Linked DNA regions of Homo sapiens: region 2 is linked to region 1. A link is a contact called in ENCODE Hi-C data. All regions are on one chromosome and are shown on one strand. The core of a region is the stretch at or near the end of the contact, and the rest is flanking DNA. Distances in the headings are between cores, read along the strand shown.

Region 1 (4,271 bases), core at 530-3,029:
AAATGTACTGCTAAACATGTAAGGGCTTAACAACTGTTAGCTATTACCCCTAGGGAGGGTCCTTAACCTTTCTTATCCTCAGTTTCCTCCTCTGTAGAATGCAGATCACCCATACCACTTCACAGGAGTCTTACTGGGGATTAGAGACCCAAAGCTCTAAAGCTGTGATATAATTATGTGCTAACATTGTTACTAACCACAGTGAGGCCATGAGAAAGATTCTATATTGAAATGAGACTAAGTGTTGACATACTCCACTCCCCAGGAAATATGATTATCCTTGGACAATCATATATGATCATTTTAGGAATTAGTTATAAATATCAACCAGCAGGATATATTATATGCACTTTAGGATTACAAGTGTACTTTTTAAAAAATCTGCATTCGCACAAACAAGTGCATGAAAAAGACAAGATATTGTAAAGATGAGTAGTTTCTGTTTTAAAGACCTAAGAAGTGGGGGAGTGTAAGTAGAGTTAGAACATTTAATAAATCTTCAGTTGTTGAGTCCACAAAAACATTTCTTCTCAAGAAATGTAAGAATTACCCTCTGGTTTTATTTTCCTCTAAAGAGCCTAATCCCCCAGGAAATATTTCTGAAAGACTCCAGGATGGCTTGCCAAGAGCCTTACCTGTGGAAGGTGCTTCCTTTGTATCCTATTGGAACCCCATCTTTCCTATAACCGAAAAGAAAGAGACTTGGAGTGACAGCAGGTAGCACAAGGCCTTTCCAGTTTACCATGCACTGGAGCCAAAAGGACTCTCCTAAAGATGGTTGACAGACATAAAGAAGGCAAATAAACTAGGGACAGACCCTTGGGGCATTACCTTCTATCACTGTCACCAGCAATCATTCAAGGCCAGCAGGTGGTTCACCGATACCCTCACTGCAGCCCCAGAACACCCCTCTGGAGCAGGCAAAGAAGTCAAACACATCTGAAACTGACCTGAATTCTCCGGTGCAGAACTGCCTGAAAGGGACAAAAAATGAATGATTCAATCACTATGATGTCACAGTCGTGAGCGCCTCTAAATACGGGAAAGAATAAACACTGGAGCCAGCAAGTCCACCAATCGGCCAGCCAGACGTCCAGACACGCAGTCACACAGACTAACAACGTAAATTAACACGGGAACAATCCAAACGGCAACCAGACAGAGCAATGCATGGAGGAATCAGGTCTCAAGAGCAGTGAGCGGACGGACAGAGGTAGACAGGCTATTTCAGGCGGCTGACTGGAGCCCGACTTCTGCCTCAGCTAATCCAGCGGAGCTGGAGCACGTCCTTACCTAAAGTTCTCGGCCGTCTTAGGCACAACGTCTGCAAAGAGCTCGATCTTCATGCGGCCAACTTCCTGCAATCAGCGGGAGAGTGTCAGAAGGCCCAGTCCAAGACCATGAGGGCTTCACGGAGCAGGGGGCATGATGGGCTGACCCACCACCCTGCCGCTCGGTATCTCCCACCTCCGCCTCCCTAGTCTAACCGCCCAGTTCCTCCAGAAGCGGGGCGCTAGGATTGGGGAGACTCCTCCTCCTCCTTTCCCCCCGCCCGGCAGGTCGGTAGGTTCGGGTGCAATTTCACTTTCTGGCTGGCTTCCCGAGTCCGCTCTCTCTGGGTGAGTTCTGCCTGCCTAGCCCCGAGCAGTTTCCCTTCGGCGCAGGTGTGGGCAGCCTCCTGGATCTCACCTGACCGCCAATACTGACATCAAAGAACACCACGGGGTTAACAGGACTTGAATTTGCCACCGCCATGGCTCCGACCCGGAAGCAGAAGTCGGGAGCGTGGGATTCCGGCGAACCTAAAGCCCGGTCCGCGGATTTCGTCCGGGGAGCAGGCGCGGTAGACGTGGAGCGAGACCAGGCTCCGCCCCCGGAAGCTGTCGCCCCGTGCGGTGTGTGCTGAGACTGCTAGGGTCTAGCTGAGAGACTCTGCCTGGCACTGGGGACGCGGGAGTGAGGAGGAGGAAAGCCTTGACATCTTTTTGGTTAAGGTCAATGGTCACCCCACTCACGTGGCTGTACTAAGGGCAGTACAAGTTGATCTTGCTCTAGCTAGGACTTTTGGACTAGGCAGTCGCCAGGGTCCTCCTTATCGGCTCTTGCAGCCAAGCCCTCTGCACCGCCACACGTGCTGTCTGTCTTCTGCCCGCTAGTGTGAACACCGTGAAGGCAGGAACTCTGGTTTGTTCATCCTCAGCGTTTAGAACAGCTTGGCACGTACAGGCTTGCTAAGTAAATATCCCTTCCTCTAAGTCAGGACAATAGATAATGTTTGTTCTGCCACAAAAGCTACCAGTTTTGTCATTTCCAATTCATTTCCCATAAAGCAACTAGAGTTTTTTATTTTTTATTTTTAAAATAACTCTTGTGCTTCCTATTTATTTTAAAAATAACTCCTGGCTTCCCATATTTAGAATAAAATCCAATTCCGTGCATACGAAGCCCTACAGTGCATTTATCTGGCTATCACGTACCTGACCTCATCTTGTACCACTTGCCCTTAGTTACTGTGCTCTGACCTGTCTGTTCCTCCAGGTCACTGAGATCCCTCCTCTCTTTAGGGCTTTGTAATAGCTGTTACTTCTGTCTGAAATATTCCTTCCAGAACTTAATGTGGGTTGGCGGGGGATTGTGGGGGTTGGTTGGGGTATGCGTGTGGGAAGTAATGCTCCTTGTAGTTCAGGGCTCACCCCAGATGTTACCTCCTGAGAGGCAACATTAGACCTAATCTAAAGTAGCCCTTGGTCATTCAGATCACTGGTTTGTTTTCTTCATGCCACCCCCACTTCCACATTATCTTCGTATGGTATGTGTCTACACCTCATTTCCTGCCACACACACATAATCTTCCTCCCTGATAGCATATAAACTCCATGAAAGTAGAGACTCTCCTGGTCCTATTCGCAGCTGTAGCTGCAATGTCGCCTACTGAATAGCATATAGTAGGTATTCAATAAATAATAGATGCAATGAATTTAGTGAAAGAAGGGGACCTTGGGCAAGGCTCATTCAATATAACAGCATGCATTTAATAAAATAGTTATTATTTCCTAGTTCCTATGATCATCTTTCTAGCTCTGTTGTCTGAGAAAGCAAGGATTACATATAAAAATACAGTGTGTCTCAATGTAAAGGGTCATTTTTATTTCTGGTTACTGATCCTCTCCTCTTGGTCTCCTCCAACTGAAAAAGAAGAAAGGGGAGGAGGGGGAAAAGGAACAGCAGCAGTCACGCTTCAGTATAATTTTATACCAACTGTTTTAGAATAAATCTTTAAAATTGATAATATCCAATGTTGATGAGGTTGTGAAAAAAATAGTACATTGATAAACCTCTAGTGAAAATAAATGATGATAGCATTTATTAAGCAGTTACTACGTGCTAAATACTTTACATGCTTCATTTCATTTGGTCCTCACAACCCTATGGGATAGAGAACTATTATTGTTCCCATTTTAGGAATCAAGAAATTGAGGCTCAAGGAGGTTGAGTAACTTGACTATGAAAACAGTATGTTGACACACTTTTTATTTATTTTATTATTTATGTATTTATTATTATTATTTTTTGAGACAGAGTCTCACTTTTTGCCCAGGCTGGAGTACAGTGGAGTGGTCTCAGCTCACTGAAACTTCTACCTCTTGGGTTCAGGTGATTCTCGAGCCTCAGCCTCCCGCATAGCAGGGACTACAGGTGTGCACCACCATACCCGGCTAATTTTTGTATTTTTAGTAGAGACAGGGCTTTGCCATGTTGGCCTGGCTGGTCTTGAACTCCTGGCCTCAAGTGATCCACCTGCCTCGGCCTCCCAAAATGCTGGGATTATAGGCGTGAGCCACCGCACCTGGTCAGGCAGAACCCTTTTTTAAAGCAAAGGAAGTGATGTCCTAGAGCAATATTAACATTTATATCCTTTGACTCAGTCCAATCTTGCGAATTTGTTTTCTGGAGTAATTCAAAAGAAGAAAAGAACTACATGCACAAAGACCTTCAACACAGCATAATCTTAAATAGTAACAAAGTAAAACCAGGCCTGGCATAGAGGCTCATCCTATAATCCTATCACCTAGGAGGCTTAGGTGGGAGGATCACTTGAGCCCAGAAATTTGAGACCAGCTTGAACAATAGAGTGAGAGTGAGACCTCGTCTTTACAAAAAGTACAAAAATGAGCCAGGCATGGTAGCACATGCCTGTACTTGGGAGAGGCTGAGGAGAGAGGATCACTTAAGCATGGGAGGTTGAGGCTGCATGAGCAGTAATCAAACCA
Region 2 (4,231 bases), core at 310-2,809, 280 kb after region 1:
TTCCCTGTTCAGAAATCTAGTTCTACATTAACTGTGACAGTTTTAATAAATCAAGGATAGAGAGAGGGTACCGGTTGCATCTGATAGTCATTGTTGTAGATTAAATGTAAGGTACCTAATGTTTATGGTATATTTCTCCAACAGGATATACAATCTGATATTAAGTATGAGGGACTTCGATAAACTTGGAGATGAAAAATCTATAACAGATATATTCCACTCAGAAACAGGTCATATTCAAAATCTCACTTGTAAGTAGTCTTTCCGAATTTGAAATTCCTTCCCCTGCCAAAGCAAAGTAACAGATTACGAGCTTATTTAACCATTAATAATTGTTGAAATAATGCGAACAGTATCCCAAGATGCACCCTGAACTGGGCGCAAATCCTTTTGAGTCCTGGACTCCCTGAAATGGTTGGATGCCTCCAGTGGAGCCCCAGAGACACTCAAACAGCAAGCCAGAGGGTTTTCTGCGTCAGGGATTCCTAAATCAGAGAGGCCTGTATTAAGGATATACGAAAAAATAATTAACCTTTTGAGGTCAAACCCACAGATGACAACCATGTCTTACCCACAAAAGTCTCCTGAACACAGCAGTGGAGTGATCAGTGAGGCCAGAACTGTCTGAACCTGAAATCCCGGCTCTTCTGGAATCAGAATTCAACGCTGCTAGGGAGAAGGATGAGTTAAACCCATCAAAGGTCTACACTCCCACTTTACACTCGAGAAGTGACTCCAATCTTTCTCAGATTTCCCCCATATGTGGCTTTCTAGTTTGGAAATAATATTCTATGTGGTGCACATTACTGATGCTCACACACTCCCAAAAAACTTTTTTAAAACAGTCATCTTAATAGTAATTTTGTAAATCTGGTGTGGATTTCTAGAAACCTCAGAGTCTAAACTGTCAAGGTATTGATGCGAGCAGGATTTGCAAATGTGGGGTTTAACAGCCTGATTTTCCTCGGACACCTGGGTGGCTTCAGGTGAATTCGGGTTTCTCACAAAATGAAGTCCCCTAAGTAAATTAAATCGCGTTCTCGAATCTTGGCCTCGGGGCAGGTGGTGGTGGTTAAAGAAGCTATGAAGGTTAGCGGCTTTCTCCAACCCCAAGAAGTCTCGCAGCTAGAGTGCGGCTAGTGTGCGGGCCCGAAGGAGACTCTGCTGCGGGAGGCCCGGCGAGCGCGCCCACCCGACCGGCTCTCGTGGACCCCGGCGCGCCTCCCTGCCCTCCCCGGGCCCGCCTCGCTCACCGAGGTGGCCGCCGACGATGGTGACGGCGATCTGGTCCATAAGCACCGCCCGGAAGCGCACGTCCTGCTCGGAGCAGCGCTGCCGGAGGGCGCGCAGGATCTGCACCTGCGGGTAGTCCTCGCGGATGCGCCGGTCCGTCAGGAACCAGAGCTGGGAGCACATGGCGGCCAGGGCGGTGCGCCCCGCGCGGCGCGGACCCCTCGGCGCCCCGGGCCGCTCGCTCAGTAGGGCGAGCGGAGGGGCGGCCGGCGTCCGGGGCGAGCGCGCCACGGCTCCGCTCCCGCGGGTGCGCCAGGCGTCTCTGCAGCCCTGACCCAGCGAATCCGCCCGGCCACTCAGCGCCGCCGTCGGCCCCGCCAGCCAATCAGCGCGCGGCGGCGGGCGCTGGCGGCTGCAGAAGCGACCCTGGCGGGCGGTGCCGGGGAAGGACGGCGGGTGGGGGGCTTGCGGCGGCGGGGGAAAGGACCCGGGGTTCCGGGGAGCGAGCCGCCGGCGGGCGCAGGCGAGGCGGAGGAGGGCAGCCCCGGCAGGCCCCGGACACCCGGTGGACGTGGCGCTGCGGGCTGGGGTGGGACAGCCGGAGCAGGAGGGGCCGGGGCGGCGGCCCTGTGAGGCTCGGAGGGTTTCCGAGCTGACGGGCCAGAGATGCGCAGTGGGCGGCGGATGCGTCTCCCAGGCGATCCCGGGCGCTCGGGGGCTGGGACACGGGCGGACGCCTGCTGAGCCCCGGACAGGGAGGGCCTCGGGGACGTCCCAAAGGAGATTCCGGGGTATGGCGAAGGTCACACGGCTAGGTCCCCAGTTGGACCCTAAAGCATTGGAAGGAGAGGGATTTCTCTGCCGAAATCCTAGCCTGAAGCCCCACGGGGGTGGGGGAGGATGTAGGAGAGGGGGAAGTTGAGTCTTACCCACCTCCCATTCAGATAATTTGAAAGTGCATTTCCTGGGGTCTCAGATTTTCTTACACTGGACATCCCCTCCTAGGTTTCAGCAGGTCTGAGCCTTCACAGACTCGAGGTCATAAAAAATTGACCTAGCATCCTTTTCAGTTAGAAGGACCACTGGCTGGTCTCCCTTCACCACTCCCGCTCTCCCCAGGCCATACAACTGAGTCATCTTTAAACACTGTCCTTGGTCCTGGCCAATTGCAAACCCTGCCTGCAGACAATAGTGTTTGAAGCCAGATTTTCCTTTCTAAATAACTGCAGGATTGAAGTTAGCCATTTTTGGAGACTGCATTTGCTCTTCCAGTTCATTAAAATATGCCTTTTTTTAATTTCTTTTTTGGCTTAGGGAAGCAAGAGTAGTTTCAAGGTAGACCCAGCAATGGCAACTTAGAAATGGGGTAAGTTGTCTCAGGGAAGGCACAGGCTTCTCTGTAAATATTGTGCAGGTGTGTGCATTTACTCACTAAGATGAGCCTATAGGAAAGTTCTGTATACTGGAATTTCAAAAGTTATTTTTCAAGCAATGTTTTTCTTTTTTTTTTTTTTTTTTTTTTTTGAGACGGAGTCTCGCTCTGTGGCCCAGGCTGGAGTGCTGTGGCGCGATCTCGGCTCACTGCAAGCTCTGCCTGCCGGGTTCATGCCGTTCTCCTGCCTCAGCCTCCGGAGTAGCTGGGACTACAGGAGCCCGCCAGTACGCCTGGCTAATTTTTTGTATTTTTTAGTAGAGACGGGGTTTCACCGTGTTAGCCAGGATGGTCTCGATCTCCTGACCTCGTGATCCACCCGCCTCGGCCTCCCAAAGTGCTGGGATTACAGGCGTGAGCCACCGCGCCTGGCCTTTTCAAGCAATCTTAAGTAAGTATTTTGATGTTGCAAAATATCTCCTCCCCCGTTCTATGAATGTATTTTCTTAAAGTAACAATAGTGCCCTATGGATTGGTAACTTTCAAAACTATTTTATGGCAAAAGACAAAATTACAACAAATTTAGTTATAGATTGAATTGGCTTTTGAGATTCATGAATTGGGGTAGCCTCCATTCCACAGAATAGAATGAGAGCTTTCACTGGGCAATGGCAGAAGAGTGGGTTTTAAAAGAGGGGAACAAGGAAATAGAGCAATGGAAGAAGAGCTGATTGCTTAACATCAGGCTACTTTGGGTTACTTTTTTGGTAAGGGTTAAAGCAGAGGGGACTTCCTTATTCTGACTCAGGTAAACTGAAATCTCCTGTTTTCAGGAAAAGCTGGTCTGTTGTGGGATGTACCTCAAGTTTGATTATGTGGCATTTAGCAGGAGGGACTCGATTTGGTTTGGTCTATTCTGTTGTGGCCTGGTGCAAAAGCTCAGTCCAAAACAATGGCCTCCCATAATTTTTGTTTAACACTTCGTAAGCTTGAGCTCTAGAACCTCTATGTTCTACATTGGCCTTTTCCTTGATGTTTCATGTTATACATTTTTTTAACCCTGGCTCCTACAGTATCACCCATAGAATGTGATGCTTCCTTTAAGGCTTCTATAGTATCACCCATAGGAGGTCTATAAGATAGTCAGAACCTTGATTTTCATATATCTTTACTAAAAGATATATAAGTCAGTGAATTTAAAAGTTACTTATAACCCATTTTCAAAGCCATCCACACTAGACTAGAATGTTTTAAGTTAACTGTAGATGGCTATCAAGGTCCATAAAAGCCAGGCTTGAGAAGAGCAGAATCTGAGGATGGGATCCAGATGTTGTAATCACTTTCTCTGAACTCCCTCACCAGGAGCTCACTACCAGCTCTGTGATCTCCCCTTCTCCAGATGGGACACAAAGACCTGGGACAGTAGCATATCCAGTTAGGAAATGACTACACATGTATGTGCAATGTTCTCTTACGTCACCGGAATTCCTCAAGCACAGAGGCAGCTTTTCCAGGTACAGGTCTGCTTTCTAAGATGTATTACTTTATGGAATATTTCTCCATAGGTGACTCCCAAATTCAAATTTAACCTTGATGTTCCCTGAGCTTTAGGATTTAAAAGGATGT

Evidence for each region. A loop is a pair of places that touch in the nucleus more often than their neighbours do. Pooled maps may share reads with other maps.
Region 2: a loop to region 1 is called in a pooled map, with 9 times the contacts of the local background. The contact joins the promoter of RIMKLA here to the promoter of PPIH in region 1. A Hi-C loop is called at or near these places in 1 of 168 maps with a recorded cell type or tissue (breast epithelium) and 7 of 50 pooled maps.

The regions. Positions count from the first base shown.
Region 1 is chr1:42,655,931-42,660,201 of GRCh38, reverse strand. It overlaps PPIH (peptidylprolyl isomerase H), which reads right to left and starts at 1,779. Exons shown (of 10, transcript NM_006347.4): 1 at 1,690-1,779; 2 at 1,294-1,358; 3 at 951-974; 4 at 636-680. The coding sequence starts at 1,755. It overlaps CCDC30 (coiled-coil domain containing 30), which reads right to left. Exons shown (of 21, transcript NM_001395517.1): 21 at 3,012-4,271. All of the region lies in intron 1 of LOC124904162 (a long non-coding RNA gene), which reads left to right.
Region 2 is chr1:42,378,120-42,382,350 of GRCh38, reverse strand. It overlaps RIMKLA (ribosomal modification protein rimK like family member A), which reads right to left and starts at 1,559. Exons shown (of 5, transcript NM_173642.4): 1 at 1,254-1,559. The coding sequence starts at 1,416. RefSeq lists silencers at 1,343-1,562, 1,643-1,762, 1,773-1,952.